Linked DNA regions of Homo sapiens: region 1 is linked to region 2. A link is an interaction called in ENCODE POLR2A ChIA-PET data of the cell type or tissue named here. Cell type or tissue: endothelial cell of umbilical vein. All regions are shown on one strand. Each heading gives the region's core, and the rest is flanking DNA. Links, peaks and the distances in the headings are about the cores only.

Region 1 (14,734 bases), core at 3,826-8,825, 190 kb before region 2:
CCTCCAGCCCGCGCCGCGCCCCCTGCCGGCAGCAGACGGCCCCGCAGCGCAGTGCCGCCCCCTTGGCCCGGCGCCCCCTTTCGACCACCGAGCGCGGGCCGCCCTGGGCCCGGGTGCCAGCCCGGTACTTACCCCCGACGCGCGTGCCCCGGGGCACGCGCTCCTGAGCCCGCCGCTCCAGGCCCTCCACTGTCGGGCCCCGGTGTCCTCCAACATCTCTCCTGACCCCTGCGCCCGCTCGGAGCTTCCACCTGCGGCGCCTTTGCTCCTTTCCCACCCAGCCCTCCAAGGGAGCGCGGCAGGGCCCGCCCGATAGCCCTCTCTTCTGGGAGGCCTTCCCGGACACGCCTTCCCGAAGCCCTCGGCTCCCCACGCCTCCGTGATTCCCCACTCCACCTTGCCCAGGCGGGGGCAGCAAACGTCAGAGAGCCCGGGGGCGCCTCTGAATCTTGCGGGTGGGGGCTCGGGCAGGCTCCTCTCACTCCCCGCCTCCCCTCCCGCCCCCAGGCCATTTACAAGATGGTTTCGTCCGTGATGAAGATGCCGGAGGACGAGTCGACCCCGGAAAAGAGGACTGAGAAAATCTTCCGCCAAATGGACACAAACAACGACGGTGAGGGGCAGGGGCGGGACGGGGTGGACGGGGCGGGCGCCTTTCCCTCCCTCCCTCCCTGCCTCCCTTTCCCGCTCCGCCTCCCCTCGCTAGGCTGCCGCCTCCTCCCCCATCACCGCTCCCCTCGCCCTGCAGGCAAGCTGTCCTTGGAGGAGTTCATCCGCGGGGCCAAAAGCGACCCGTCCATCGTGCGTCTGCTGCAGTGCGACCCCAGCAGCGCCTCCCAGTTCTGAGAGGAGCCAGGTTCCCCTTCCTCCCTCCCTTCACCGGCCCCCTCCCGGCTCTTAGCTTCCACTCCCTTGTGTGTATTCTGGCTGGGGGCCAGATTGGGGAAGCCCTTCTCCCCGGGTCTGCCCTGTGGGGGGCTTCCGGAAAAGGGAACCCTGCGGTACCCCCAGGCCAAAGCAAGTAAGCGGTTAGCACCCCCCAATCCCAGAGGCAACAATAGAGACACAGGCTGGGTTGGTCTGCCCCTCAGTCAGGCCCCCTTACCCACCCACCAGCCCCAAGGCCCGACCCCTCCCCCAAAGGGGCAGTCCCCTTCTTGCAGGTCTCAGCTTGCGGGGTGGGGGGAGTCATGCCCAGGGGAGGAGACTTTTTATCTGGAGGGGAGAGAAGGATTCTAGGGGTGTGGAGTTGGAGAAAGAGGCTTCCTTGAGCCACCCTTCCCACCCCAGCCCTTGCTGGTCCCTAGGCCAAGCCACCAAGTGAAACCTTCCAGGATACTAGCCCGCCAGCTGTGGGCCCCAGAAAGCCAGCCTGCCTTTTAGCACTTGGATACACACAGACCCACGGAGCTCTCTGTGTTTGGCCTCTCACACACACACAGGCCCATAGACAGATGGGCAGATGCACCCAGAGCCCCATGCACAGTGTCCTGCGTGGGAAAGAGACACGGTCCCCCTGGCTGAGCCCCTGTCCTCCCCTCTGTCCCCCCAACCGCCCCCCCTGCATGCAGCCAAATGGAGCATCTCTGTTCTTTTTAATAATTTCAGAATAAAGTCTCATTTCAGTGCAGTGGGCTGGGTGGTGGGGGAGAGGGTTGAAAGCCCCACTTGGGTCCCCGAGGGTCCATTGAGCCCTCTCAGGCCAGCTCCAGGAATCCTGGCCTGGTCACAGAGCAGAGTTGCTTGCAGGGTCCTAGTGGCCATCGGGCCTGGGCAGGACATCATCTCTCAGAGGGTCAGAGGCTCAGAGCTGGTGCAGCTCAGCAGGTCACGGCCCTCCACCAGCTCTGGGTTCTCCCGCATCTGCAGAGACACAGGAGGCTGCCAGACCCACTGGTTCTCAGCCTGGGTCTCCTCCTCCAGGACATCCGGGAAATGGAAGGAGGTGAGGGCTGGAAGGCTCTCTGGGGGCAAAGGGGCATCACTACCCACTCCACTGCAAGAGCCAGGCCTGACCTTTGCAATGCCCTCAGTGCGAGCCCAGACACCCCTGCCCCTCCCTCAAGACTCATCCTGGGCCCTAGGAGAGCCAGGTGTCAGCTGTGTGACTCTGCTGGGAGATCTCACCTCTCCCAGCCTCCAGGCCTCTCCCTTTGCTCCTGGGGAGAAAACTTCTGCCCCATTTCTCAAGGTGGGGGCCCATACATAGGGGTGGGGCAGAGCAGCTTGGGCACCCTGGCAGGGGCTCCCAGGAAATTCGGGGAGTCAGGGCTGTGGAGGGAACTTACCATGTGGTGGCTGCTTTTCCCCCACCAGGGCCTCAGCTCCAGCAGCTGGTGGGTGAGCTGAGCACAGCGTACAGCAAACACGTTCTCCGCCACGCAGAGCACTAGGGCGATGCCCCAGAGGCACAGGCTGGAGCTCTGCGGGGCATGGGGCAGAGATGGCTGGCTGGAGTTGGGGGTGGAGGGTGGATTCCAAGAGCCCTTCCCACCCGTGCGAGGGCCTGGTGCCCCTACTCCAGGCCTAGGTACTCACATAAATGCGTGTGGGGTCGAAGGGACAGTCAGGTGCGAGGGCCAGTAGTTCAGAGCTCCCAAAAGTGCAGGCAGCCAGCAGTGCCTTGCCCTGGGTGGCAAAGGTCATGGCGATGGAGGCCAAGAGGCCGAGGGCACAGGTCAGAGAAAGGAGAGCACAGGCCACGCTCGAGCTAAACACTGTCCAGCGCTGGACGGGGGAGGCCACTGGTCAATGGGCGTCGTGCTTGGCCCCCATGGGCAGCTCTGGCCTCCCTGAGGGTCAGCCTTACCCTCTCCAAGGAGGCCAGGCCCTTGGCGGGTGGCTGCTGCCCCTACCCTTCCCTCACAGCCCCATCCCAGGAGGCACCACGTACCAGGGGGGTGCTAGGGAGGTAGCGTGACAACACGATGGCTGCGATGCCTGAAGTGATGACCTGTAGGGAAGGCTCAAGTCAGCCCTGACTCCTTGGCTGGAGGAACAGGGGCAGGGGGATCAGGGCCACTCTGGGATAATGATCTCACCGGCGCCAACCATTGCCCTCCAGACTCCCCCACCCCTCACCTGCTGCTTAGCCTGGGCCTCACATCTCCATCTGCCTCCTCATAGTCCAGCCTGACATGATGTTTCTAAAACAGTCACTCCCTCTCTACAACCTTCCATGAGTCCCCACTCCTAAGCCTGTGTCTCAAGCAGGTTCATGTATCCTGGGGCCACCGGGGCATGCCAGGGTATGCATGGGACACCCCTTTCTGGAATGAAAAAGATTGTGGAAGAAACTAACCCAGTTAGCAAGGAACTAAAATCAAAATTGTTACATTGAAACAAACCAAGACATGTTATGGAGTAGAATTTTAAATCTCTGGGAGTATTTTCAATGATTCCAGGCTCTCAGTGACCAGATCCCAGCCCCAACCCTGTTGGCTTCTCAGCCCTACCTGGGCTACCTTCCTCCCTCACTGCTCTGGATGTGGATGCCCATACACAGCCTGCTCAGGACACTGCCCATGCACCCTCTCACCTTCCTGCTCCTCTGCCCGTGTGGATCCTGCAAGCCCTGCTCAGGTTTGCACACGTTTCCCTAACCAGCCTCGATCCCAAGGGGTGGGGCTACCCCACAGTTCAGCCCAACAGCTGCCCTCTGGATCTTTGGGGTCCACCCAGCCAGCCTTCCTCCTGATGTTCCTCACTGGACCAGGCTTGGGCCGGACCCATCTGAGGCAGGTGGTATGACGGGGTCCTGGGTTCCAGGCCTAGCATGTCTTTAGTTCACATGAGAGCCACAACAGAGTGCCTCATCTCTGTGGGCTTAGCCCCACTCTGCAGGATGAGCTGACAGAAAGGACACTGGTTTTGGTGTCAGACACAAATAGTTTCCAATCTGGTTTGGCTTCTGTGTATCAGCAGGAGGTTGGGTGAATCCCTGAGTCTTGGTTTCCTCTTTTGTGAAACAGGTATAATAATGGCCCCCAGTTGCTGGGAGAAGTGAGGATTAACCGAGTAAGTGAGGGGAAGGCTGAAGTGGTCCAGCTCAAAGTCCATCCTGGTGGACCTCCTCGCCCTGAGCTCACTGCCTTCCCTGCCTTCCTCACAACAGTATTAGAGGAACTCCAAGGACCCTGCACACATCCGCCCATCCCAGCCCTGTCCCACCAACAGAGCCTCTCTTTCTTGCTGGGACCTATGACTCCCATTCTCCCAAGCCTTGAGGCCAGCAGGCTGTCTGAGCTTTATTTTGCAAGGGAGGAACAGGCCTAGAGAGAGAAATAAGTCCCTCAGCCAGGAGAAGGCAGGGATGGAACTCAGACACTGATGTGCGGGAGGATCTTCCCCCGAGGCTGTGGCCACTTGTGCTGACCGGCAAGAAAGAGCTTTAGAAACTTGAGACTACCAGACCCCTCCATTCATGTGCTAGTCAAACAGGTACTGATATCTGGTCACAACCGTGGCTACCATTCATTGAGCAGTTGCTACAGACCGGGCCTAATGCTAAGCTCCTGCCAAATTGGTTTTCTCAGAATCTCCAGAACAGATCTTAGTCATTTCCACCTCCAACCTTCCCGTCTCCCATTCTCTGTACTCGGAATGCCATCTCAGCTTCCTTTCCTGCCTATGCTAGCCTCAGCATGCCAATATGTAGGTTCTGGTCATGGCAGCCTGTCTGTGAACTCCTGCTCATCCATCAATACCCAGGTCAGAGGCCTGCACTCTGTGAAACCCTCCGGCACCCTCCCAAGCTCACCTCCTGCTCCTTTCTTCTGTCCAGTGGTGCTGTGGCTATTCCTCGATGTAATAATCATCCTAGCTCACAGTAGTGGGTGCTAACAACATGCCATGCCAGACACTCTGCTAAGCACTTTGTGTGGATGATCTCATCAGTACCCATTAGGACCCTCAGAGGTAAACACTGTTACCATCTCCATTTGATAGATGAAGAAGTTGAGTGACTTGGGCAGTTGGTAAGTGGCAGACAAAGGGTTAGTCCTTGAGGCTGTCTGCTTACCACCACAGGCTCTGGGTGGGGACCTGTTGAAGACCCTTCAAGCCCCCTCCAGCCTCCTCCCACCAACCACCCTCCCAGCCTGGCCATACCACGATGGCGGAAGTGACAGAGAGGATGTTGACCACGCAGTACTGCAGAGCCACCGCATCTTGAGGGGTGCCCACGTAGCGCAGCACTGTGCCATGGAACAGGGCAGCTGTGATGAAGCTCACATGGCCCAGCACCACCAGCACCAGGCCTGTCTTCATCAGCACCTTCCGGAAGTCGCCCACACTCAGGCCTCCTGTGGGGGACAGCTATGTCAGGGCTGTGCGTGGGGCTTATCCTGCTGGGCAGAAGGGGAAGCTGAGGCCCTGGCCCTAGTGATGGACATTGGGTTCTAAATGTATTTCTGAATGACTTGGAGCCAGTAACTTGTCTTCTTTGAGCCTTGGTCTCCTCATCCATAAAAGGGGTTCGGGATGCCTTTGTGAGAATCCTTGGGACTCTAAGGCTGGACAAGCACACAGGTAGCTCTTAGCAGTAGCACTTGTTAGTGTTCAAGGTCATGAGTGGGGGGCGCTAGCTCAGGTCTCTAGCTCTAGACTTCGAGATCCTCCCACTAAGCTACCCATTCACTGATTCGTGTGTTCACTACACATGTTCACAGAGTGTCTGCTCTGTGCCAGGCCCTGGGGTACGACGGTGAGCTCCACAGTCACTCTCCAGGCCACAAGGAGCCAGAGTTCATTGGGCAGGAATTGGGCCCTGCTTGGTACTCAGATTCACGGATAGGGCCTGGTACACAGCAGATGCTGACACTGCTGCTGAACTGAACTGCCCAGAGCCAGGTGACTTGGGGAGGTAACTCAAGGCTCTGAATCTCCATGTCCCCATCTGTAAAATGGGAAGAAGAACCTTGTCTCTCAGTGGGTCCATGAGGAAGTGGATGGGAAAGTGTGGTGTACCCTGAGGGTACTGGGAAAAGCAAGCTCTCAGTGCAGGGGGAACCTGGCAGGATGGAGTGAGTGGGGGAAGCTGGGATCAAAAGAACACTGGGACTCATTCAGATGCTCTCAGTGGCCAAGTGGCTGCCCAGCCCTACCTGCACATGCCGGCTCCCGACCTGCTGTCTGAAATCTGCCCATAAGTCCTAGCTCTGCCTTCAAGGAGACACACCACACCCCCTGGCCCTGCCAGCCCCTCACTAGAGCCAGCTCTGAGACTTGAAGACTGTGGTCAGGCCCTAGAACTAAACATCCCCTTCTTTAGCTGCTTCTGATGGGATGTGACTCTGAGTCCCTTCCTAGACCTCCCTCTCCTCATCTGTGGTAGAGCGGTTTGGTCATATTTAATATACGGTAGCTCTGCAGCTGAAAAAAAAAAAAAAAAAGAAAAAAAGAGGCTGGGCACAGTGGTCATGCCTCTAATCCCAGCACTTTGGGAGGGCAAGGTGGGAGAATCACTTAAAGCCAGGAGTTCAAGACCAGCCTGATGAACATAGCAAGATCCCATCTCTACCAAAAAGATAAAAATAAAAAATTAGGCAGGCATGGTGGTGCATGCCTCTAGTCCCAGTTATTCAGGAGGCTGAGGCAGAAGGATCTTCTGAGCCCAGGAAGTGGAGGCCACAGTGAGCTATAATCGTGCCATTGCACTCCAGCCTGGGCTACAGAGCCAGAGACCCCGTCTAAAAAAAATGAAATCTCTACACTGGACGCTCTGGGACATCTGTCTGAAGCTGTGCCAAGAGACAGTCCCCAGGGAGCAGGAAGGGATGGGGCTATTCAGTCACAGACTTGCTGTGTGACCATGCACCAGCCCCTCCCCTCTGGGCCCCAAGTTCCACATCTATAAAATGGGGAGGCATTGGTCCAGCCAGTGTCTGAGACCCCTGGAGACTGCAGGACCCTCTGGAGCTGAACCAGGTCTAGCAGAAGCAGAGGGCAGACGATGGGCTGGACAGGCACCATGAGACTGGAATAGCATTGTGAAGATGGACTGCCAGCCAAGCAGGAAGGGGCATGGCAGCTTCAGCGCAGGAGCCTGACCCACCTCACCCCCTCCACCCACCTACCTGGGAGCTCGGTGTCTACCTTCCAGCTGAGGGCTGGACTCAATAACAACAGCATCCCAGGACCAAGACTTTGGTCAAAGAGGAGGCACGGTGCCAGCATGGGGCTGTGCCTGGAGCACTGGACTGAGCCTGGAGCAGTCCTTGACTTTTTAAATTAAATTGATTGAGACAGGGTCTTACTCTGTAGCCCAGGCTGGAGTGCACTGGCCTGATCGTGGCTCACTGAAACCTCTGCCTCCTGGGCTCAGGTGATCCTTCCACCTCAGCCTCCTGAGTAGCCGGGCTAAATTTTTTTTTCTTTATTTAAATTTTTTGTAGAGACGGATTTCACTATGTTGGCCAGGCTAGTCTCTCCTGGACTCAAGCGATCCGCCTGCCTCGGCCTCCCAGAGTGCTGCCTCCCAGATGAAGCCCAGCTGGCTTCATTTGTCTTACCACTGTGGGAGCGCATAGCAGCGCAGCCGGCAAGGTGCTAAGCGCTTTACTCTTAGAAGCTGCCCTCATCCTCATAGTAGTCCTAGGAGGTGGGAACTACTGTCCCCCTCTTACAGACAAAGAAACTGAGGCTCACAAGGTCTCTCGGCTAGACAGCGGGGATGCCCCAGGACTCTGCTGCCCACAAGCAGCATCACCGTGCCCAGGCAGTGGAAGGAGGGGGCACATTAGTCCCGCTCCCCCGCTGCTGATCCTTTTTGCCCACGGCTTTCCTTCCTGGCCTCGGGAGAGTGGAGAGTATGTAAGTGGGAGCCCCTTGTAAGGGTGGGGAAGCTGAGGCCTGGCCCCGGGGTCCCTTCTGGGTAAGATGGGGCTGCTCTCTCCAGCGTCTCCTCTGCCGCCCACCCGGGGGTCCCCGAGGGCAGTCGTGCGCCTCCGCAGGAAAGGCAAGAGAGGGCGAGGGTAAGAGACGCTACAGCCACATCGAGAAGACACCCGCAGCGCTCCTCCCCTCCATTTCACTGCTGGGGAAACTGAGGCCCAGAGAGGAAAGTGACCCGACCCCGGCCTCGTAGTAAGTTAGAGGCAGAGCAGGTGGCCTGGCCCCCTGGGGGCTCGGGTTCCGGGCTCAGTGCTCCGCTCCTGTGGGAGGGTTGGGGTGGTTCGGGGCCTCCCGCGCGCCCCCAGTCGCTCACCGAGGCGCAGACACATGTCGGCTCCGCGCTGGTCCCGCCCCCGGCTTCAGCGCGGCTCCCGAGGCTGCGGGCCGCCGGGGGACCCTGCTCCCATCCCGCTGGCCCGTCGCCCGCGCGCCCCGCACCGTCGCGCTCGCCCACTTCCCGCCCGGAGCCCGGGGCTGGGCGGCGCCGGACCGGCCTCCCTTCCCGTCACCCCCCGGGCCGCCCGGCCCCGCAGCGCCCCCGCGGCTCGTGCCCCTCCCGGCCGGTCGGACCGGCTGAGCAGCCCATGGCCCGCCCGCTGAGTCAGGCGCCGCCCCGCCCGGCCCGCCCGGCGCCGAGCCGCCCTCCCTCAGCCCACCGGCGGCGGCGGGCCCGCTCTAGAAAGGGAAACTGAGGCTCTGAGGAGCCGCCCCGCGCGGGCCCGCGGCAAGTTGGGGGTTGCCGGCGTAGCTGTGGTTACCGTGACTTGGGTGTGGCTCTTGGGCGGAAAGCCCCCGGGCCCAAGGCTGGGACGGAGAGGGGCAGCAGGGGCAGTGAAAGAGCTGCTGGGGATTGGGGTCTGCCCCTGCCTGCTGTGTGACCTCAGGCAAATCGCCTCCCCTCTCTGCGCTTGCCTTTAGCGCCCGCGAGTCTTGTCTTCCACGCTGAAAAAGGCGCTTTAAGTCTCCTTCTTAGTCGGGAGGGCCTTCAGTTCCGTCCTTGGAAAATCAGGGATAATTCCTGTCCCCGAAGGTCGTGGTGAGACAAAATAGGATACAAAAATTAGGTAAGAAAGCGCTTTCGGCCGGGCGCGGCGGCTCATGCCTGTAATCTCAGCACTTTGGAAGGCCTAGGCAAGCAGATCACCTGAGGTCAGGAGTTCGAGACCTGCCTGGCCATCATGGTGAAACACCCCCGCACCCCCCCCCCCGCCCCGTCTCTACTAAAAATACAAAAATTAGCCGGATGTGGTGGGGCAAGCCTGTAATCCCAGCTACTCTGGAGGCTGAGGCAGGAGAATCGCTTGAACCCGGGAGGCAGAGGTTACAGTGAGCTGAGATCTCGCCACTCCATCTCAAAACAACAAAACAACAACAACACGCTTTGGAAACTCTCCAGACTGTCTGTATGGACAAAGTGTAGACCTAGCAAGAGCACATAGTAGGAGCTTTATTAGTACTGCTCTGGGTTGCTGAGCCCTTTAATGTGTCAGGATGGACCCCAGTGAGGTCCCTTGTTAGTCTCAGCATCCCTTTGGCATAGGTACCATTCCTGCACCTTTGGGCTCAGAGACCACAGACCACTCACCCAAGACCACCAGCTGGAAGTGGTGGAGTAGGCAGGAGCCTGGAATCCCCTTGGGTCTCTGTGCCCAAGTTCTGTAGAGTGGCCACACCGTGGCCACCTCCCTGGGCTCTTTCGGTCCTTGGAGGCACTTACTATGGGAACTGGGCAACATCTGTTCACAGCTTGCCCCACTTACCCCACTGGGCAGTGTCCCAGAGGTCAGGGGCTGGCTGGCTGTCTCTGGGTGCTTGGTTGGAGCCTGTCCTGGGGGCTGTCCACTGTCTGTGTGTCTTTCTGCACACCTGTGCTGACACCTGCGGCGCTGTGTGTGTTGGGCAGTTGGGTCAGATGTAGAGCCTCTGGAGTTTGGAGAACGCATTAACACCATGGGAGGAAGTGGAGCCATTTCTCCTAGGAAGCCCCCCGGGGCATCCCATCTGGTAACCCCCCAGCAGAGCTGCTTCCCTGTCACCTGCTGTCTGAAGGGGGATAATGTGCAGGGAATTCCGGGTGGGGAGACATATTTGTCAGGTGGAAGGGAAGATGGGGGCAGTTTATGAAGACATCGGGCTGGCATCGGAATGTTGATGTCCTCAGACAATCTTTTAGTAGGGCAATTTGGGTAGTACTTACTCATATTATAAATGTTCAGACACTTGTGGCCGGGTGCGGTGGCTCATGCCTGTAATCCCAACACTTTGGGAGGCCAAGGTGGGCGGATCACGAGGTCAGGAGATCGAGACCATCCTGGCTAACACGATGAAACCCCGTCTCTACTAAAAATACAAAAAAAAAAAAAAAAAAAAAAAAATTAGCCGGCGTGTTGACGGGCGCCTGTAGTCTCAGCTACTCAGGAGGCTGAGGCAGGAGAATGGCGTGAACCTGGGAGGTGGAGCTTGCAGTGAGCCGAGATCGGGCCATTACACTCCAGCCTGGGTGACAGAGTGAGACTCCGTCTCAAAAAAAAAAAAAAATGTTCAGACACTTGTAACTGTGGCCCAGAAATTCCATTTGTAGATCTTTATCCTACGCACCAGAGTGCAAAGATATGCATGCATCTAATGGTGTTTGTGGACAAACTGTTCCTAATAGCAAGCAATGGCACCAAAGTGATAACCAAGAGCGATGCAGGAGAGTGACGGGAAGGATTTTGCTTTTTGTTTTACACATGGCTGTATGGTTGAAGTTGGAGTATTAGAATGAATTCATGCCTTGGTTTTGTTGAAAAGAAAGGAAGGGCCGGCCTGGCGCAGTGGCTCATGCCTGTAATCCCAGCACTTTGGGAGGCCAAGGCAGGTGGATCACTTGAGGCCAGGAGTTCGAGATCTGCCTGGCCAACACAGCAAAACCACCATCTCTACTAAAAATACAAAAATTAGCTGGGCATGGTGGCAGGCGCCTGTAATCCCAGCTACTCAGGAGGCTGAGGGAGGAGAATCCCTTGAACCCGGAAAGCGGGGGTTGCAGTGAACCGAGATTGTGCCACTGCACTCCAGCCTGGGCAATAGAGCAAGACTCTGTCTCAAAAAAAAAAAAAAAAAAAAAAAAAAGAAAATAAAAGAAAAAATAAAAAGAAAGGAAGGGCCCCTTCATCACCACTGCCCTGCCCTCATTCCACCAACAGCTTGTGATGCCAATGCCCATCTCCCAGGGGCTGCCCCGGAGAGCACAGGTGGTCACTGCAAAGCCGATGTCAAACCTCATGTGTGTGCATGGATGTGGCTTCTCTATCAGTCAGTGTCAGGCAGTCCTCTTTACTCTAACCCCTGCTGGAGCCTTCTGGAATTAGGTTGGGGACCTTTTAAATGCTTTTGTTTCCAGATGCATAGATGATGATTCTCTTTTATCCTTGGAACAACACAGAATTAAAGATAATCACTCCATTTTACAGATGAGAAAATTGAGGCCCAGAGAGGTAAAGGACTTTTTAAAGACCCTACAACATATATTGGTGGTAAAGCTGAGACTTGAACCTGGACCTGTCTGACTGTGAGGCTGCTCCTGACTTCTGAGTGTGTGTGTGTTGGGGGTGGGGAGAGCCACAGTCCCCAGGAGTGTGCCTGCCCTCTGGGACCTCTGAGGAAGGAAAACTTTCCACCTGCTTCTCTCCAGACCATAATTTCCCAGCCGTCAGCCAACCTCAGTGGTCTGAAGCTATTGCCACTTCTTTTCCTCATTGCCATGTGGCCAAAGTCCATCAGTGCCAGCTACCTGGCAAGCCTTGGCCTCTGTTCCACCCCTCTGCATGCTGGCCTGAGGTTCTGGAAAGAACTCCAGGTCTGAGCTCTAGTTCCTTATCCTCCATCAACTCACTGTGATATCCTGGCAGCTCACTGCCATTTCCTGGGCCTCAGTTTCCCTATCTGTCAAATGGGGATAATGATTTTCTTTCCAGGTTTCCCAGATTTTTTGAGCCATCAATGACTTGCGAGATATGAAAGTTCATTGGAAGCTATCCAGAGAAATACAAATAGCAATTATCTTCCTGGTACATTTAACAACCAGGTGTGGCCCGTGCACTTAGCTGGGAGCTGGATCTCCCCAGGGCAGGGGCTCCCAGGGGGCTGCTTAGCTGGGAAGGTGGGTTCAGGCTGCCAGTCCTTGTGCATCCCCTCCTCAATTTAAAGAAGGTTGCCATCCCTCCCTGATTTTAAGAACTGTTCCTCCATGTAAGTAAAGCCATCACACACAACTGTACCAGATTCTAGTTTATGTATGTATATACCTGTATATAAAACTAAAAACCAACTGACCATGCTTGTCTGAGAGAAGAAGAGGCAGTTAAAGGAGACTTTCACTATAGCTCTAAAGTTTTTTTTTTTTAAAGCAAATATGACATGTTTACAGTTATGGATTCTAGATGGTGTGAATAGGAGTGTTACATTAATTTTTGTATTCTTTTACATGTCTGGAAAAAAAACCCATTGTAGAAAAACTGAGAGAAAAACAGAAAAGTATAAAGCAGAAATCAGGCAGGGCACAGTGGCTCATGCTTGTAATCCCAGCACTTTGGGAGGCCAAAGCAGGTGGATCACCTGAGGTCAGGAGTTTGAGACCAGCCTGTCCAACAAGGTGAAACTCCATCTCTACTAAAAATACTAAAATTAGCCAATGTGGTGGCAAGTGCCTGTAGTCCCAGCTACTTGGGAGGCCGAGGCAGGAGAATCGCTTGAACCTAGGAGGCAGAGGTTGCAGTGAGCCGAGATCGTGCTACTGCACTCCAGCCTAGGCGTCAGAGCGAGACTGTATACCTCCGTTCACATTTTTGAAGTTTTTTGTGCCTTTCTTTCTTTCTTTTCCCCCTCCCTTCCTCCGTTCCTCCCTTCCTCCCTTCCTTCCTTGCTTTCTTTTCTTTCTTTCTTTCTTTCCAGATGGAGTCTTGCTCTATCATCCAGGTTGGAGTGCAGGTGCCATCTCGGCTCACTGCAACCTCTGCCTCCTGGATGCAAGTGATTCTCCTGCCTCAGCCTCCCAAATAGCTGGGACTACAGGCAGAAGCCACCATGCCCGGCTAATTTTTGTATTTTCTAGTAGAGACGGGGTTTCACCTCTTTGGCCAGGCTGGTCTTGAGCTCCTGACCTCAGGTGATCTGCCTGCCTTGGCCTCCTAAAGTGCTGGGATTACAGGTGTGAGCCACAATGACCCCCCACCCCCCGCCTCTTTTTTTTTGAGACAGAGTCTCACTCTGTCGCCCAGGCTGGAGTTCAATGGCTCAATGTCGACTCACTGCAACCTCTACCTCCCAGACTCAAGCAGTCCTCCCACCTCAGTCTCCCAAGTAGCTGGGACCACAGGCACATGCCACCACACCAGGCTAATTTTTTTTTTTTTTTTCCGTAGAGACAAGATCTTACTATATTGCCCAGGCTGGTCTCGAACTCCTGGCCTCAAGCAATCCTCCCACCTCAGCCTCCCAAAGTGCTGGGATTATAGGCGTGTGCCTGGCTTTATGTTTTGTTTTGTTTTGTTTTCTGTGCGCATATGTTATCTTTTTCTTTCTCCTCTGAGACTTCTGCTGCCTGGCTCTACTCTGCTGTGCCTCCCCATCACCTTCATCTTCTATCTTCCCTGTCACCTCCCTTCATCCATCCGGGACTTGGGTTTCTGTCCTAATATCCTGCTCATCCGTGTGAATGTCCCAGGGCCCTTCCTTGCCATCCTCAGTGGCCTTCACATGACTGTAGCTATTCTCTCCAGAGCCACGCCTAGAACAGCCTTCTCTGAAATCCCAACCTCAAGCATCACCAAGTTCTCCCCAGCAGCATGCCCGTATTCAGACTCCCCATGCCGGCCCCTTCTGTTTTCTTCCATTCAGTTAGCCCTGTCCTGGCCTCTTCACCACCAAGCCTAAACCACAGGGTTGAGCGTCTGAAGTCCAGCTCAGTTGTCCCAGTGAGAGATGAGGCCTGTAGGGGGACTTGGACTTGGACCAGAATGGTAGCTGTCAAGATGGAGAGAGGGGAGATTTGAGATATGTAACTCATATGCACATTAACGTCAGAAGAGCACTGTTCTAAGTCCTCTCACCTCCATAGAATTTTTTTTTTTTTTTTTTTTTCTGAGACGGCGTCTTACCCTGTCACCCAGGCTGGAGTGCAGTTGGCACCATCTCGGCTCACTGCAACATCCACCTCCTGGGTTCAAGCGATTCTCCTGTCTCAGCCTCCTGAGTAGCTGGGATTACAGGTGCCCACTACCACGCCTGGCTAATTTTTGTATTTTTAGTAGAGATGGGGTTTCGCCATGTTGGCCAGGCTGGTCTTGAACTCCTGACCTCAGGTGATCCACCCACCTCGGCCTCCCCAAGTGCTGCGATTACAGGTGCAAGCCACTGCACCCGGCCCATATAAAAAAATTTTAAAAATCAGTATAGAATCAAGCAGGGTTAAAAGAAAAATAAATAAAATCAATCCTCTCCCTCCTTATTCCTCCCAGCTCTACAAGGACTCTCCATCCCTCATCCTCTCCCTTTCATCTGCTTTCGTTCCTCAGCCTACAAACTCACCCAAGTCTCTTTTGTCCTAAAAAGCACAACCTCCTCTTGACCCTCTTTACATTCCTAGTTACTGCTTTTTCACTTCTTTTCCTTTCTCCCTGCAAACCTCTGGAATGAGTTATCTTTATTTGCTGTCTCCACCTTCCCAACTCCCACTTCCTCTTCAGTTCATAGCAGCGTGGCTTCAGCTTCAGCAAAAGAGTCGTTGCCAGGGTCACCAGTGACTTCTAATTTGGCTAATTCCGATGGAAGCATTTCAGTCCTTAAGTTGTTATTATTA
Region 2 (14,734 bases), core at 3,362-8,361:
AGAATTTTATTACAAAAGTAATACAAGGACATGTCATTGGAACCGGGTTTCGAGAGATGAGTGAGCAGTTCCTGACGCAGACAAGAGCTGGACCACGAAGTAAGTTGAGGCAGAGGCAGAAAAGGCTTCCTGGTCCTGCCCACTCTCTAAGACCTAAGATGCAGGGTCTAAGTGTCTCACCTGCGTGGCGGCGGCCCTGTAGTTCTGACTTCCAGCGTGAGGTAGCCACCGCCAGGCCTCCGGGGGAGAAGACTACAGTAAGGGCGAGCAGAGCTGAATGCTTTATGTCGGAATCGACCAATGGGATGGCGGCACCCGGTTGCCAGGGCTACGGCCAAGCGGAGGTAGGGCCTCGGCACTATGGGCGGGGCCTGGGCGGGGTTATATAAGCCAGCGGCGGGCGGAAGGCGGGGCGTGGGGGTCTGTGGCTGCTGGGCTGGCGGGGCGCAGGCCGCGGGACCCGAGCCCGGGGAAGCGAGAGAGCGGAGGCGCCGAGGATCCGATTCACTCCCTGGGGAGACCTATGGGCCGAAGCCGTGTAAATGCGTTTTAAGGCGAGTGCGGAAAGTGGCCTGGGGAGCCTCGGGGAGCGGACGCCCTCCGCCCTGGTGCTGACCTGCCTCCCTGCCCCTTCTGCCTCCTGTCAGCAGAGGCCTCGGCTCCGCAACTGCCACTCCTCCTCGGGGTGTTGCACAAGTTTCGAGGTCACCGGCGACCCCCCCTAGCAGCGCGCCTGGCTCTGGCCCCCGCGAAGGAGGACGGAGTTTGGTAAGGGGCCCTGGGGGTTGGGGGGACCTCAGCCCTGCACTCTGTAGGAGTCACTCGGACAGAAAAAACCTCGGCCTTCCGTTCTCTCCCAGGAGCTTGCGGCCCCCACCCACCGCGTGGCGTCCCCAGGCACGCCTAGAATTCTAGCACCTCAGGATCAGTCCAGCCCCCATTTACAATTGGGGAAACTGCGGCTCCGAAAGGGTCAGAGGGTACCCGAGGTCAAGCAGTAGAGAGCGGACTCGAACTTAAGCTCTTGCTCTTAGGCTGAGACGCCTTGATGTGGCCACCGGCTACCCTCTAGGTGGGCGTGGTCAAGACTGGGGGCGCCCTGGAAACTTCCCCACCCAAGTTTCTCAGATTTTCTGTTCCATCTCTCTCTCACTCTTTCCTGAAATCCAGAATTTCAGAACTGGGAAGGCTCTCCAAAACAATTCATCCATTTTACAGAGGGAGCAACTGACTCGGAGAGGCAGTGACATTTGGGCATACGGTGCCTTGTCTCCGTCTGAAATCCGGGATTCTTGACTTTCTCCACCCTTGCCCAGTGAACCCCGGGCTTGTGCTGGGGGCGGGTTGTGACGGGATTGGGATCCCTGGCCTCGGGAGGCGAGTGGGGCAGCAGAGCCGGCCCCCCAGCGGTTCCCTTCATCTCCCCTCGCCCCGCAGTGTGTTGCATACTTTCTAAGGCGGCGGCTGCAGCAGCGGCTCCATCCAGCCCGTCAGCTCCTCCTGCAAGGCATGGCTGGCTACCTGAGTGAATCGGACTTTGTGATGGTGGAGGAGGGCTTCAGTACCCGAGACCTGCTGAAGGAACTCACTCTGGGGGCCTCACAGGCCACCACGGTGAGGGGCTGGGAATGGGGGTGGGTCCCCGGTCCCCTGTACAGATCAGCTGCCTCCTCAGGAAGGGTCCCTAGGGCCCTCATCTTATCCTTTCGCTTATTTGGTACGCAATCCTTGCTATTTGCAAGAGAGGGGCTCAATTTATCCCCAATTCTTTGTCCTTGCCCCCAAACCTGCCCCTCCTATGTTGCCTTTTTACCCAGCCCTCCAAGGTCAGAAACGGGGGATTCCTTTCCTGCTGCCCCCTCTCCCTCACCGCCCACATCTAGGCATTACCAAGCTCTGTGAATTCTGCCTCCTTAAATAAGCCTCCAGTGTGCTTATGTGGAACCTCGCTTTCTAGTTCAGTCTTCCTCTCTCCAAAGGCCCCCTGATCTCCCGGTCTCATGCCACCCCCTCCAAAGGTATCATAGTCCTGTTCAAAATCTGAATTTGGCAATTCTCCACTGCCTACAGGATCAAGTCAGAGCTTCCCTGCCTCCATAGCCCCATTCCCAGCTTTCCCCACAGTATATATTATGCTCCTTCGGAGCTGAATGACTCAATTTGCATTTCCCAATGATGCTGTGTGCCCAATGATGCTATTACCATGCCTTTGCCCAGGCTGTTCCTTCTGCCTGCAGCATCCTTCTCTCAGCCTCTCCCCTCTTTACCCCTTTCTAGTCATTCCTTGCTTCTCATCAGTGTTGCCTTTCCTGATCGCCCCAGGCAGATTTTCTATTTTCTTTCTCCATGCCCCTGCATTGCACCTTGTAGAAACTGCCATCTAACATCTGCTGAATGGACTTGTAAGTACTTAAGGGGTTCCTTTTCTTCCAGACCCAAGCTCCTTCAGAACAACAGTACTGTTTGGTCATCTCTGTCCCTTAGCATAACGTTTGGCACCAAGTGGGCATGAGTAAAAAAGTGTTGCATGAAAGGGAAACTGAGTCCCAGGGAAGCAACTCTGGAAGGGTCCCTTCCACATTTAAGTAATGTGGTCTCACCCACAGCCTCATACATGTTTGGCCTTTAGCACATCTACAATGAACAGTTGTCCATAGGGATAGGTTGCAGTGTCAGTGGGACTAGCTTAAGGCTTCATTGAGCACCTGTGTTTGGAAGGCAGTGAGCTGTAGGTCATAGCTTCTGCCTTTAGGGAGTTTACCCTTTTCTAGAATGGACAGATGCATATGCAGTTCTGATACCTTGGAAGCATATGCAAATGCAGTGGGAGCATTTAAAAGCAGAGTTGCCTTATTGGTTTGGGGAAGGTGGCATTTGAGTGAAACTTTAAGGATTTTGCCAGACACAGGAGTGGGGAGGGTATTCTGCAGGACATGGTGGGAACAAAGGTTTGAAGGTGGGAAAATGATCCAGCCTACAGCTGGAGTTTTAGCCGCATTGAGGGGAGGGATTGGGGCTAGATCAGAGCCTTGAATGCCAGGCTGAGGAGTTTGCCTTCTGCCCTGTAGGCTTGGGGAGGCCCAGAAAACTTAGCAGCAGGGTAGCTCTGTGGCCAGTACTGAACCTGGGTCAGGTACTTGGAAGGATCACGGATGGCATGCACAGGGTGCGAGCTGGATGGGGTCTCACATTCATCCACTTCTTGTCATTCAGGACGAGGTAGCTGCCTTCTTCGTGGCTGACCTGGGTGCCATAGTGAGGAAGCACTTTTGCTTTCTGAAGTGCCTGCCACGAGTCCGGCCCTTTTATGCTGTCAAGTGCAACAGCAGCCCAGGTGTGCTGAAGGTTCTGGCCCAGCTGGGGCTGGGCTTTAGCTGTGCCAACAAGGTGAGCCCTGCCCGCACGGTGCACTGACCCTCCATGCCCACTGAACACACACATGGCCAGGCTAGTCCAGGTGGGCTCTGGGGAGCAAGAGGTACCTGTAGTTGGTCCTTGCCCTCTGGGAAGACCACCCACTCAGGAGGGGTCTCAAGGGATGAGGGAGGGAGAAACGAGCATGGAATTTGTCAGCCTTGAAGTTCCAGATTGGAATCTTCTTTGTCCCTGGTAGAAAGCTCATCTTTTTAATGGAGATTTGCAAATTTGTTTGGCACAGAGCTATACATGATGTTCTTCTAATTAAAACAAAAGCGTCTCCATATTGTTGGTTTCTTTTCTTTTTCCTTTTATAATCATAATAATGTGTGGCGGTGCATTTTCTTAACTAGTCCTTGTAGTTTTGTTGTTGCCACCAATTCTGTCTTTCTAATTTGATTTCTGCTGTTGTCTTCATTCCCTCCTGCTCTCTTTAGATTTATTTTTTTCATTTTTTGAGATGGTGTCTTGCTCTGTCACCCAGGCTGGAGTGCAGTGTTGCCATCTTGGCTCACTGCAACCTTCGCCTCCCGGGTTCAAGTGATTCTCCTGCCCTCAGCCTCCCGAGTAGATGGGATTACAGGTGCACACCACCGTACCTGGCTAATTTTTTGGTATTTTCAGTAGAGACAGGATTTCAGCATGTTGGCCAGGTTGATCTCAAACTCCTGAACTCAGGTGATCCACCCGCCTCAGCCTCCTAAAGTGCTGGGTTTACAGCCGTGAGCCACCGCGCATAGCCACTTTAGATTAACTTTACTTATCTACTGTCATTCAGTATCTACTGAACTCCTACAGCGTGTAGTCACTGTGCTAGGCAGGGCTAGCAATACAGAATTGATAGACTGCTGTCCTTGAGTTGAATGCTTAGTTTATTTATTTCTATTCTGTCCTTGCTAGATAAAAGCATTTAAGCTATAAAGTTTCAACTAAGTAGAGCTGAAAGTATCTCATTTATTGATTCAGCAAATATTAATTGGGCATCTCTTCTGAGGCCAAGCATTATTCTAGGTGGGGATTTGGCAGTGAACAAAATAAAACAACAAAAGCCCTTCCTTCATGGAGCTTGTTTACAAAAAAAAAAAAAAAGATGAAATAAAGAAAATATTTAGTATTTTAGATGGAAAATGCTGTAGAGAGAAAGCAGGAAAGGGAAGTAAGGAATGTTGGGAGAGAGGATTGTACTTTTAGATAGTTTGGCCAGGGAATGGTTCACTGAGATTTGAATACAGACCCAAAAGAGCCAAGGGATCAAGCCAGGTAGATAACCAGGGAAAGGGCATTTCAGGCAGCAGGAACAGCAGGTGCAAAGGCCCTGAGGTGGGAGCAAGTCCAGTGGGCACTGCTTTGTGATATTGTCATTAGCACTATTTTCTTGGTGGTTAGTAATGGTTGCGTAATATGGCTGGATGTTGTGAGGAGAGTTCTAGAAAGGACTCCTGGAGTCCTGGGCAGGATGACAGGGCTGGAGCGACTCCAGGTTGGGGAGAGGTGTGCACTTGGCCGGGATGGTCAGAATGAGCAGGTTAACCTGTAGCAGGGACCGAATGTTAATGCCTTTCATGGTAGATGAGGTGCTTCCTCTTATCTTTGGGCTAGTTCATGCTTTGCACACCTCGTTTTGTGCATGTCTTCCACGAAGCTCTGTGAGGCACACAGTGGGAGAGACTGCCGTTCTACAGTTGAGGAAACCATGGGGTCAGCCATCTGTGGGTAGCAGAGCCAGGACGTCCTCGTTTCCCACTTCTTCCTGCGGTGCCCTGGGCCTCCACGTGGGATGAAAAGGAGCAGGATCCTTTCAGTCCCCGAGGTCTAGGGTGAAGAACAGGACCAAACCCCACTGCCTAGAGTTTTCTGCTTCAGGAACCCCAGGGGGAGGAGCTTGGTTCTGTAGAAGAAAGGGCAGAGTGAGGTGTTAAGGCTGAGAGAGACCTTGATGACAGCGGGGACTGGAGAAGCATCTGCCCTTTGCTGAGTGTGTCTGTTGTGTCAGGTACTTTGCCAAGTGTTTTCTGTACACGATCTCATTTTATTCTCACAACAGCCCTGTGAGGTAATTACTATTTTTTTTAATGGGGATTCTGACCGTAGCCTGGTGAGGACACATTTAACGTATAAGGAAATGAGAGATGGAGGTTCCGCATCAGGGTGGTGGCAGCTTGAGTCCTGCTGAGTTGCCTTGGACTCTGTTTTTTCCAAGGTGGCTGGGGAGAGGATGGCTGAGCTGGGATTCAGCCAGTGATGGATGCCCTCAGCCAACTGCAGGGGCGAGGAGAGACTTAAGCCCCCTCCCTGTGATGGGATCATGCAGACCCTTTGGTGCGCTTCTGGAGAGGTGGCTCCCCGACTTACAGCTTTTCTTGGAAGGCCAAGGCTGCCCTCTTCTGGTCGTCTGTAGTGGGTGGCCATGCTTAACAGCGTTGTGCCTTAGTGGACACTGACCAAGGGCCTGGCGTAAGCTAGGGCTGGATGTGCAGACAGACATGCGTTGGACGGGGGCCAGGGCCACAGCTTGCTCGGGGACTCTGGTCTACCCAGCCACCTGCCCGAGGACCACTGTATCATCTCTCCTGTCCCAATCGCTTGCCCTCTGTCTCCCTCAGCATCCTCCCATCTTAAAAAGCCTTTGCTGGGCAGCACATCCTCTTCCAGCCCAATCCCTTGCTCTCTTTTCGTGACCAAACTCAACCAAGTTGTCTGCACTTGCCTGTCTGCCCCCATTTTTTCTTTCCTTCAGTACTCCTTCCTTAAGCCATTGCTTCCCAGCCTCCACTTTCACTACTCCAAAGAATTTTCTCTTACCAACATCCCCAGTGAGCACTTACCAACATCCAGTGAGCACTTTACTTTAAACATGGATTGTGAACTAATAATACATGCAAATAACACATTGATTCATTCACCCCAAAAGAAACTAGGACATCAGCTTTATGTCTCCATAGATAATCACCAGGATGGTTTTGGTGGATATGTAGTATTTTTTTTTTTTTTTTGAGATAGAGTTTCGCTCTTGTTGCCCAGGCTGGAGTGCAGTGGCGCAATCTCGGCTCACCGCAACCTCCACCTCCCGGGTTCAAGTGATTCTCCTGCCTCAGCCTTCCGAGTAGCTGGGATTACAGGCATGTGCCACGATGCCCGGCTAATTTTGTATTTTTAATAGAGATGGGGTTTCTCCATGTTGGTCAGGCTGGTCTCGAACTCCCGACCTCAGGTGATCCACCCGCCTCGGCCTCCCAAAGTGCTGGGATTACGGGCATAAGCCACTGCACCCAGCCATATATATATATATTTTTTTTTGAGACAGAGTCTTGCTCTGTTGCCCAGGGTGGAGTGCAGTGGCGTGATCTCAGTTCACTGCAACCTCTGCCTCCCAGGTTCAAGCGATTCTCCTGCCTCAGCCTCCTGAGCAGCTGGGATTACAGGTGCCTACCACCATGCCCGGCTAATTTTTTGTTTCTTTAGTAGAGACAGGGTTTTACCATGTTGGCCAGGCTGGTCTTGAACTCCTGACCTCATGATTCACCTGCCTTGGCCTCCCAAAGTGCTGGGACTACAGGCATGAGCCACCACACCCGACTGGCAATGCATTCTTTAAAAAAAAAAAAGACTCAACAGTAACATATGGTCCTACTTTTAAAGGCTTCAGAAGTGTATAAGATGAAAGAGAACACTGCTTCGACCCCACCTCATCAGGCACTTCTTATAGCTGAGACAGCTCCTTCCTGTCCAGACACATGTCTCGCTGTGAGACGAGATTTGCATTTACAGGAATAGCTTTCTAATCTGCATATTGCTCTCCATCCCTTGGAAACGTTCTCCATCCTCACCTCTGCAGGTCCCGGGTACCATCTCTCCCCATCTTCTGCCACTCTCTAAATGGTAGCATTCTTCTGAATTCCTAGGCCTCCCTGTCTTGTAAACCCTCCTTCTTCTCAGAAGAAGGGTTATCTCCTCCCATGGCTTTAAATACCATCAATATGCCACTGCTTCCCACATTTTAATCTCCAGCTCAGACCTATATATCCAGTTGACTTGATACGAGGAGATGCCTGGAACCCGGCATGTTCAAATGTGCTCCTGATGTCCCCTTTCCCCGTCATGAAGGGCCCCCTCAGTCTGCTGGGTGTGGGAGTTCCCTCTGACGTCCTCGTCCTCATCACCACATGCAATCTATCACCCAGCTTGCCAGTCCCACCTCCAGAACACATCTCCCCACTTTTCTGGAGCTGGCTCTGTCATCTCCCCCAGGGCGATGGTGATAGCCACTGACTGTCACTGTCTATTCCCCCAGAATCCCCTTGGGCCCTCCTTCAGGTAGCCAGATAGACATGTAGACCTTATATTTAAAATGCAAATCTGACCATGTCGTTTCCCTTCCTAACCCTTTAGACTCTTTCCCATCACATGCAGGGTAAAACATGTTTCCTTGGCAGCTCTGCCCCTCTCCCTCTGACCTCATCGTCCTCACTGCACTAACTTGCTCTTCTTGAGCCACTGCAGCATTCTCTGTTCCTTGATCAGGCTGAAGTGCTCAGCACTGCTTGCCTCAGAACCTCTGCACAGACCACTTCCTCTACTGGAAAGATTCTTAGATTCTTTCCTTCCCTCTTGGCCTGGCTGAGGCCTCCTGCAGGGCTCAGTTTAAATATCTAACCCTGAAGTTGTCCTTTGCCTCTCACACCCAGGTCTCTTGCAGCACGTACTTTTTCTTCCCAGCTCTTAACCACTTGTAATTCCATCATTATTCAGCGCTCATTTGGGACTGCCCTGCCTATCTTTCCCACCAACCTGAAAGCTCCATGGTCTCAGAGACCCTATGTGCTTTAGTCACCACTTGTTTTATTAACACCTATCACAGAGCCTGGCAACTCAATAGATGCTCAAAAATACCCGTCAGTGCAGCATTGAGGTTGCATTCCCCATTACAGCAGTGAGGTTAAGAGCTGGTGTGCTAAGGTCTGACAGTTAGAATCCCATCTGTGCCACTTAGAAGCTGTGTGATTTTGGACAAATCACTTAGCATCCCTGAGCCTCTGTTCCCCACCTTATAAGATTATTAGTAAGGTTAAATGAGAATGTATATAAAATACTTAATGCAGTGACTGGCATAGGATATGCCTTCAATGAATGACAACACTTATTTAAATATTTATAATTAGGCTGAGTGCCTTGGCTCACAGCTGTAATCCCAGCACTCTGGGAGGCCAAGGCAGGAGGACTGCTTGAGCCCAGGAGTTCGAAACCAGCCTGGGCAATGTAGTGAGACCCTGTCTCTAATTAAAAAATATATATATTTAAAAAAAAATTATAATCAAAGCTCAATCACAGGTCCCCAAAGTGCTAAAGTGCTAACACTGCTTCTTCCTCTCACCTCACGTGGTGAGGCAGGGAACAAAAACACAGGTCCACATCCACTCAGATTCGGGGTAGGCCACATCTGCCCCTGGGAAGCAAGCTGTGGTGGCAGCAAGCCCAGCTCTGGAGCTTGACCTTTGTGTCCCATTCTGCTACTGGTTGGCTGTGTCACCACAGACAGGTGGACCTCACTGAACTCAATTTTGTCCTCCATAAAATGTAGCCAGTAAATATTTCATAGCATAGTCATTGGGATTAAATGAAATAATGCTTATAAATATCTAGTGCTGAAAAGTTGCTAAATTAAAATTAGACTCTTATTACAAAATCAGGATGGCTAAAAATGACTCTTATGCCTCTCACCATGTTTCAAAACTGGCTCTCTCTTCTCTTGTTTATTCGTGGAGAGTCAGACTTGAGTTCGAAAGTTCGTTCTGCCACCTATTTTCTGCGTAGCCCTTCTGAGCATCAGTTTCCTTCTCTGTAGATTGGAGCTAATACCCATCTGAATGGGTTATTGGCAAGGACTGAATAAAAGGGTGAATCCAAAGTAGGGGTTGGCAAACTACGGATGGAAGGCCAAATCCAGTCCACCACCTAATTTTATGAAGTTTTATTGACTCACAGCCACATTCATTCAATTATGCTTTGGCTGTGGCTGTTCTGGTGCTACAAAGGCAGTTGAGAAGTTGTGACAGAGACTGTGTGGCTCGCAAAACCTAAAATATTTATTCTGGTTCTTTATAGAAAAAGTATGCTAACACCCGATGTAAACCATCTAATTCAGGGCCTGCTTGTGGTAGGTGCTGAATGAACACAGTTGCTGTCGTCATCATCATCATCATCATTTGTTCATATCATTAATGCAGCAATCAGGTGCCCACAGGTTCTAGAGTAAAGGGGATGAAGAGGAGGCCCCAAGAGGAGCAGGGCTGAGCCCGCACACCCTGCACACCCAGTGCAGGGCCGTGCACAGAGTAGGCCTTTGGAGTGGGGTGATCTCTGTCCAAAAGATCCTTGGTCTGGTGGACTTTCTAATACACCAGCAGTGCTTTTGTTATTTATTAAGCTGACAAATAAAAATTGTATATATTTATGGTGTACAACATGATGTTTTGATATATGTATACGTTGTGGAATGGTTAACAAGCTAATTAGGCATTAACTCACATACTTACCTTTTTTTGTGGTGAGAACCCCTAAGGTCTATTCTTTAGCAATTTCCAAGTGTACCATATATTGTTATTAACTATAGTCACCATGATGTACATTAGATCTCTTGAACTTAATTCTCCTGACTAAAACTTTGTATCCTTTGACCAACTTCTTCCCACTGCCCCCTCGCCATTGACCCGAGCCCTTGGCAACCACCATTCTATGCTGCTTCTCTGAGTTTGACATTTTTAGATTCCACATATAAGTGAGATCATGCATGTTTGTCTTTCTGTGCCTGGCTTATTTCACTTAACATGATGTCCTTCAGGCTCATCCATGTTGCTGCAAATGACAGGATTTCCTGCATTTTTAAGGTTGAATAATATTCCATTGTGTATGTGGACCACATTTTCTTTATCTGTTCATCTGTGATGGACACTTAGGTGGCTTGCGTATCTTGGCGATTGTGGATAATGCTGCACTGAACATGGGAGTGCAGATATCTCTTTTACATATTGACTTCCTTTCCTTTGGATGTATACCCAGTATTGGATTGCTGGATCATATGGTAGTTGGTAGTTCTATTTTTTGAGATGGAGTCTGGCTCTGTCACCCAGGCTAGAGTGCAGTGATGTGATCTCGGCTCACTCCAGCCTCCGCCTCCTGGGTTCAAGTGAGTCTCCTGCCTCAGCCTCCTGAGTAGCTGGAACTACAGGCATGTACTACCAAGCCTGGCTAATTTTTGTATTTTTGGTAGAGATGGGGTTTTGCCATGTTTCCCAGGCTGGTCTCAAGCTCCTGGCCTCAAGTGATCTGCCCACCTCAGCCTCCCAAAGTGTTGGGGTTACAGGCGTGAGCCACTGCGCCCTGTCCTATTTTCAGTTTTTTTTTTGAGGAACCTCCATACTGTTTTCCAAGTAATATTTAAACATTTAAATTTGCCAGGAAAATGTGTCAGAAGCCTGTTGTCAGGGCTACCATGAGTCCATATAATGCCTTTGTGTAAATTAGAAAATGTACCCTTTCCTTAAGACAATTAATTGTTATAATAAATATACTGATTTTCTTAGAATGAGATGCTTTACTGCCAGGAAGTTTTAATAAATATACAAATCTACTCTGTATTCATTCTGAATGGGAACTCCCCACCCCCAGGATTGTTCAGTGTACCACCCGCATGGCTGTACATGGCAGCCCTGCTTATCAAAGAATGGTGAATCCATGTAAGTCCTGATATCTATGTATCTGTTGTCTTAGAGCAAGGCCCACTGTTATGGGCCTCCCTATGCATAGCTATGACTTTGCCCTCATCTGTGCTTCCTTGGGCTCCGTGGGCTAGCAGGCCCTGGTGCCTCCTTACAACCACCTTTGGGGCCCCATAGGCAGAGATGGAGTTGGTCCAGCATATTGGAATCCCTGCCAGTAAGATCATCTGCGCCAACCCCTGTAAGCAAATTGCACAGATCAAATATGCTGCCAAGCATGGGATCCAGCTGCTGAGCTTTGACAATGAGATGGAGCTGGCAAAGGTGGTAAAGAGCCACCCCAGTGCCAAGTAAGCTGAGAACCACTCATGGGGAGGCTGGGCTGTGGGGAGCCTGGGCTGTGGGGAGCCTGGGCTGTGGGGAGGCTGGGCTGTGGGGAGGCTGGGCTGAGGGAAGGCTGGGCTTCAGAGTGAAGGGGGGGGTGGGGTGAGGGGGTGGAGCTGGGGCAGGTCACCCTGTCCTGGACCCAGCCACAGTTGCAGGAGGTTGGGGCAGGTACTCCTGGACTGAACCCAGGATGCTAGGGTCTAGCTAGAACAAAGGCAGAAATAACTGGTTAAAGCCCTAGGCAGAGTGAGACCCATGTGTTATGGAGGCCAAAGTCACAGGCTTGAGAGAGTCGAGGGAGTGGTCAGGAAGGCTCCACGGAGGAAGTGGCATTTGAAGCAGGCCTTGAGGAATGAATAGAATTTGGAGGGGGCATAAATAGTGAACTGCGTAAGCAAATGCATTGAGGTTGGAAACAGCATGGGACATTCAAGCGTAAGCAGAAACTTAGTGTGGCTGACGCATGCTATGTGTAGGGGGTGAAGGAGATCCTGGTCGGGGGCGGGGAGCCGATGCAAATGGACTTTCGAAGGGGTCAGGGCTGGACGTTTTGCTCTGGCTGTGCCTTTTACATGATTACTGGACACCCTTGGACTTCCCAGGAGGGGCCTTGGGGTGAAGGGGGTGGCCAGGTGATGGGCCACTCCAGTCCATCCAAAGCAGCTTCCATCGTATTAATGGGTTCTCCTTAAGGCTTTGTTTAAAAATGGTTCCTCTCATACACGACAAGTTTGAAAGCTCTAACTGGTGTGGAGACTGATTTGGAGGGACTGGAGCTGCCCCAGGAGAGTTGGTGAGGTCTGGACCAGGGCGCAGGGGCTGCAGGAATGGGTCAGGGACATTTAGAGAATGGATTGGACAGGACTTGAAGGTTGATTGGCTGTGTAGGGAGAGGGAGGGGTCAGGGAGCCTGTGGGGTTGGGTGGCTCTGAGCCATGTAGCTCACAGCCCTTGATTGAGAGATGTGGCTGGGGTGGGGCGACAGGGTTTGTCCAGCAGAGGGGCACTGCGTGTCTCATCAGGATGGTTCTGTGCATTGCTACCGATGACTCCCACTCCCTGAGCTGCCTGAGCCTAAAGTTTGGAGTGTCACTGAAATCCTGCAGACACCTGCTTGAAAATGCGAAGAAGCACCATGTGGAGGTGGTGGGTGTGAGGTGAGCACTGGGAACCCCTGCCATCCCCTCCCACACCAGGCTCCCTGCCTCTTTCCCAGGAATTAATTCTATATGAGACCTTCCCCAGGGCCTCTGAGTAGGGCCTGTCCCTGGGCCTGGAATTCTTCCATTTGAGAATTTCCTCTGTTTGAAAAGGAAGTTTAGAAGGGTCCCTTCCCCAGTCCCAGGGTCCCCAGAAGGTCTTGTCCCAGGAAGTTCCATCCAGAGACCTGGCTTTGAGGGAGTCTTACCAGCCTGTAGGACAAAGGTTTTGCAGCTACACTCTTGAGGGGCCTCTTTTCTTTTCTTTCTTTCTTTTTTTTTTTTTTTTTGAGATAGGGTCTCACTCTGTCACCTAGGCTGGAGTGCAGTGGCATGATCATGGTTTTCTGCAGCCTTGAGCTCCCAGGCTCAAGCAATTCTCTCTCCCGCCTCAGCCTCCCAAGTAGCTGTGACCACAGGCGTGCATTACCACACCTGACTAATTTTTATTTGTTGTAGAGATGGGGTCTCACTTTATTGCTCAAGCTGGTCTCAAAGTCTTGGGCTCAAGCAATCCTTTTGCCTTGGCCTCCCAAAGTGCTGGGATTACAGGTGTGAGCCACTGCACCCAGCTGTGTGCCTCTTTTCTTACAGGGATATGGAAGGAGTAATAATGAACTACCTAATGAACAATGAACTACCTAATATAGGGCTTCATTTATTCTGTACTTAGGTGTGCCAGGTGCTGTGCTAAGTGCTTCATGCACATTCTCTCAGCCTTGTGTGGTGTGGGTCTTGTCCCCGCATTATAGGTGGGGAAACTAAAACAAAGCTGAGTAAGCTGCCAAGGCCACCCTGCTGACTGGGAGGCACAGCCAGATCTGGTTGACTTGGGGGTCCTGGCTCTCATCCCAGAAGGAGGGATGGGAGGAGCACCAAGTGCCAGGAGCCCTTGGATCAAGCCTCCTGTCCACTTCTCCCTTGCCATATGGCCCTTGGCAACCCATTGAACATTTCAGGACCTTGGTCACTGCATCTGTAAAATGGGCACAGTGTCTCATGTGCCTGCCCAATGTCATTCTTGGCTGGGGCTCAGGTGGTGGCACTTGGAGCCCTGCATGTCAGCCGAGGCTCTTCCTCTCTTCCCAGTTTTCACATTGGCAGTGGCTGTCCTGACCCTCAGGCCTATGCTCAGTCCATCGCAGACGCCCGGCTCGTGTTTGAAATGGGCACCGAGCTGGGTCACAAGATGCACGTTCTGGACCTTGGTGGTGGCTTCCCTGGCACAGAAGGGGCCAAAGTGAGATTTGAAGAGGTAACCCTGGAGCTGGGAGTGTCATGCTGGGCTCTATGGCGGGGAGGATAGGGAGGGATTAGATGATCGGAGGGAGACCACCGTGCGTGGGTCCTATGCACTGCATGCAGTGCTTGGTGCTTACCTGGGTGATCTCACTGCTTATTAACCCTGTGCTACAGCTGAGCAAGCCAAGGCTCACAGAGGTTACATTGCTTCCTGAGCCCAAAGCAGAACCTGGTTCTGCCTGCCATGCACTTCAGCCAATTGGAGGCATAACCAGGACACATTTACATAAGTCGTAAGGCTCTTTAAGGGGCGGGATAGGCCTCTTCACCCTAAGGTGGGCTGATGAGATATCGGGTGGGGAGGCAGGGAAACGAAAACCAACCTTTGGTCTGCTGCCTGTCCATTCTCTTCCTCTATTCCCTTTTCCTTACCCACTGTGAGGTGAAGTTAAGAAAAATGTGTCCTAGCAGTTCCCACTCCAACCACTAGAGGTCGCCTCTTCTTGGAAGGCGCCTCCTTCGGGAATACCGACATGTAGGAATTGACCTTACAGAAATGATTTGGGATAGTCTCAAAGAATTTGCCTCAAAGATGACTGTTCTAGCTTTGTTCCTAACAGAAGTCCAGTGGACTTCCCTGGTCCATCTAATACTCAGGATTTGTTAAATTATGGTACATCCTTTTGATGAAAACACTTCCTTAATGTGGGGAGGTCGTTCACAGTCTATTAAGTAAAACAGGTTCCAAAAACATATACAGAGACCTACCATGGT

What was found. Peaks named below come from ENCODE experiments on the same cell type or tissue, not always from the same donor. Only the 100,000 strongest peaks of a DNase experiment are listed, where the experiment ranks them.
Region 1: POLR2A ChIA-PET joins it to region 2 with 5 read pairs; 4 of 35 experiments call an interaction of 5 or more read pairs at or near these places.

The regions. Positions count from the first base shown.
Region 1 is chr1:32,893,017-32,907,750 of GRCh38, forward strand. TMEM54 (transmembrane protein 54) reads right to left here and starts at 8,373. Exons shown (of 6, transcript NM_033504.4): 1 at 8,207-8,373; 2 at 5,110-5,303; 3 at 2,894-2,953; 4 at 2,539-2,727; 5 at 2,289-2,423; 6 at 1,579-1,863. The coding sequence starts at 8,222. The coding sequence ends at 1,789. LOC105378632 (a long non-coding RNA gene) reads right to left here and starts at 10,184. Exons shown (of 3, transcript XR_947161.3): 1 at 10,091-10,184; 2 at 9,654-9,816; 3 at 8,641-8,911. It overlaps HPCA (hippocalcin), which reads left to right. Exons shown (of 4, transcript NM_002143.3): 3 at 508-613; 4 at 749-1,630. The coding sequence ends at 846. RefSeq lists silencers at 1-156, 8,363-8,502 and an enhancer at 2,400-2,998. In endothelial cell of umbilical vein, for the core only: no CTCF peak of the experiment used is centred there; no DNase peak of the experiment used is centred there; H3K4me3 peaks cover 1,113 bases.
Region 2 is chr1:33,080,741-33,095,474 of GRCh38, forward strand. It overlaps AZIN2 (antizyme inhibitor 2), which reads left to right and starts at 413. Exons shown (of 12, transcript NM_052998.4): 1 at 413-554; 2 at 648-768; 3 at 861-1,072; 4 at 1,438-1,614; 5 at 3,214-3,387; 6 at 11,310-11,482; 7 at 12,542-12,676; 8 at 13,808-13,973. The coding sequence starts at 1,510. It overlaps LOC105378635 (a long non-coding RNA gene), which reads right to left and starts at 256. Exons shown (of 3, transcript XR_947163.2): 1 at 181-256. RefSeq lists a silencer at 375-634 and enhancers at 3,356-3,855, 11,558-12,215. In endothelial cell of umbilical vein, for the core only: a CTCF peak has its summit at 5,806 (motif pointing left); a DNase peak (open chromatin) is centred at 5,801; H3K27me3 peaks cover 192 bases.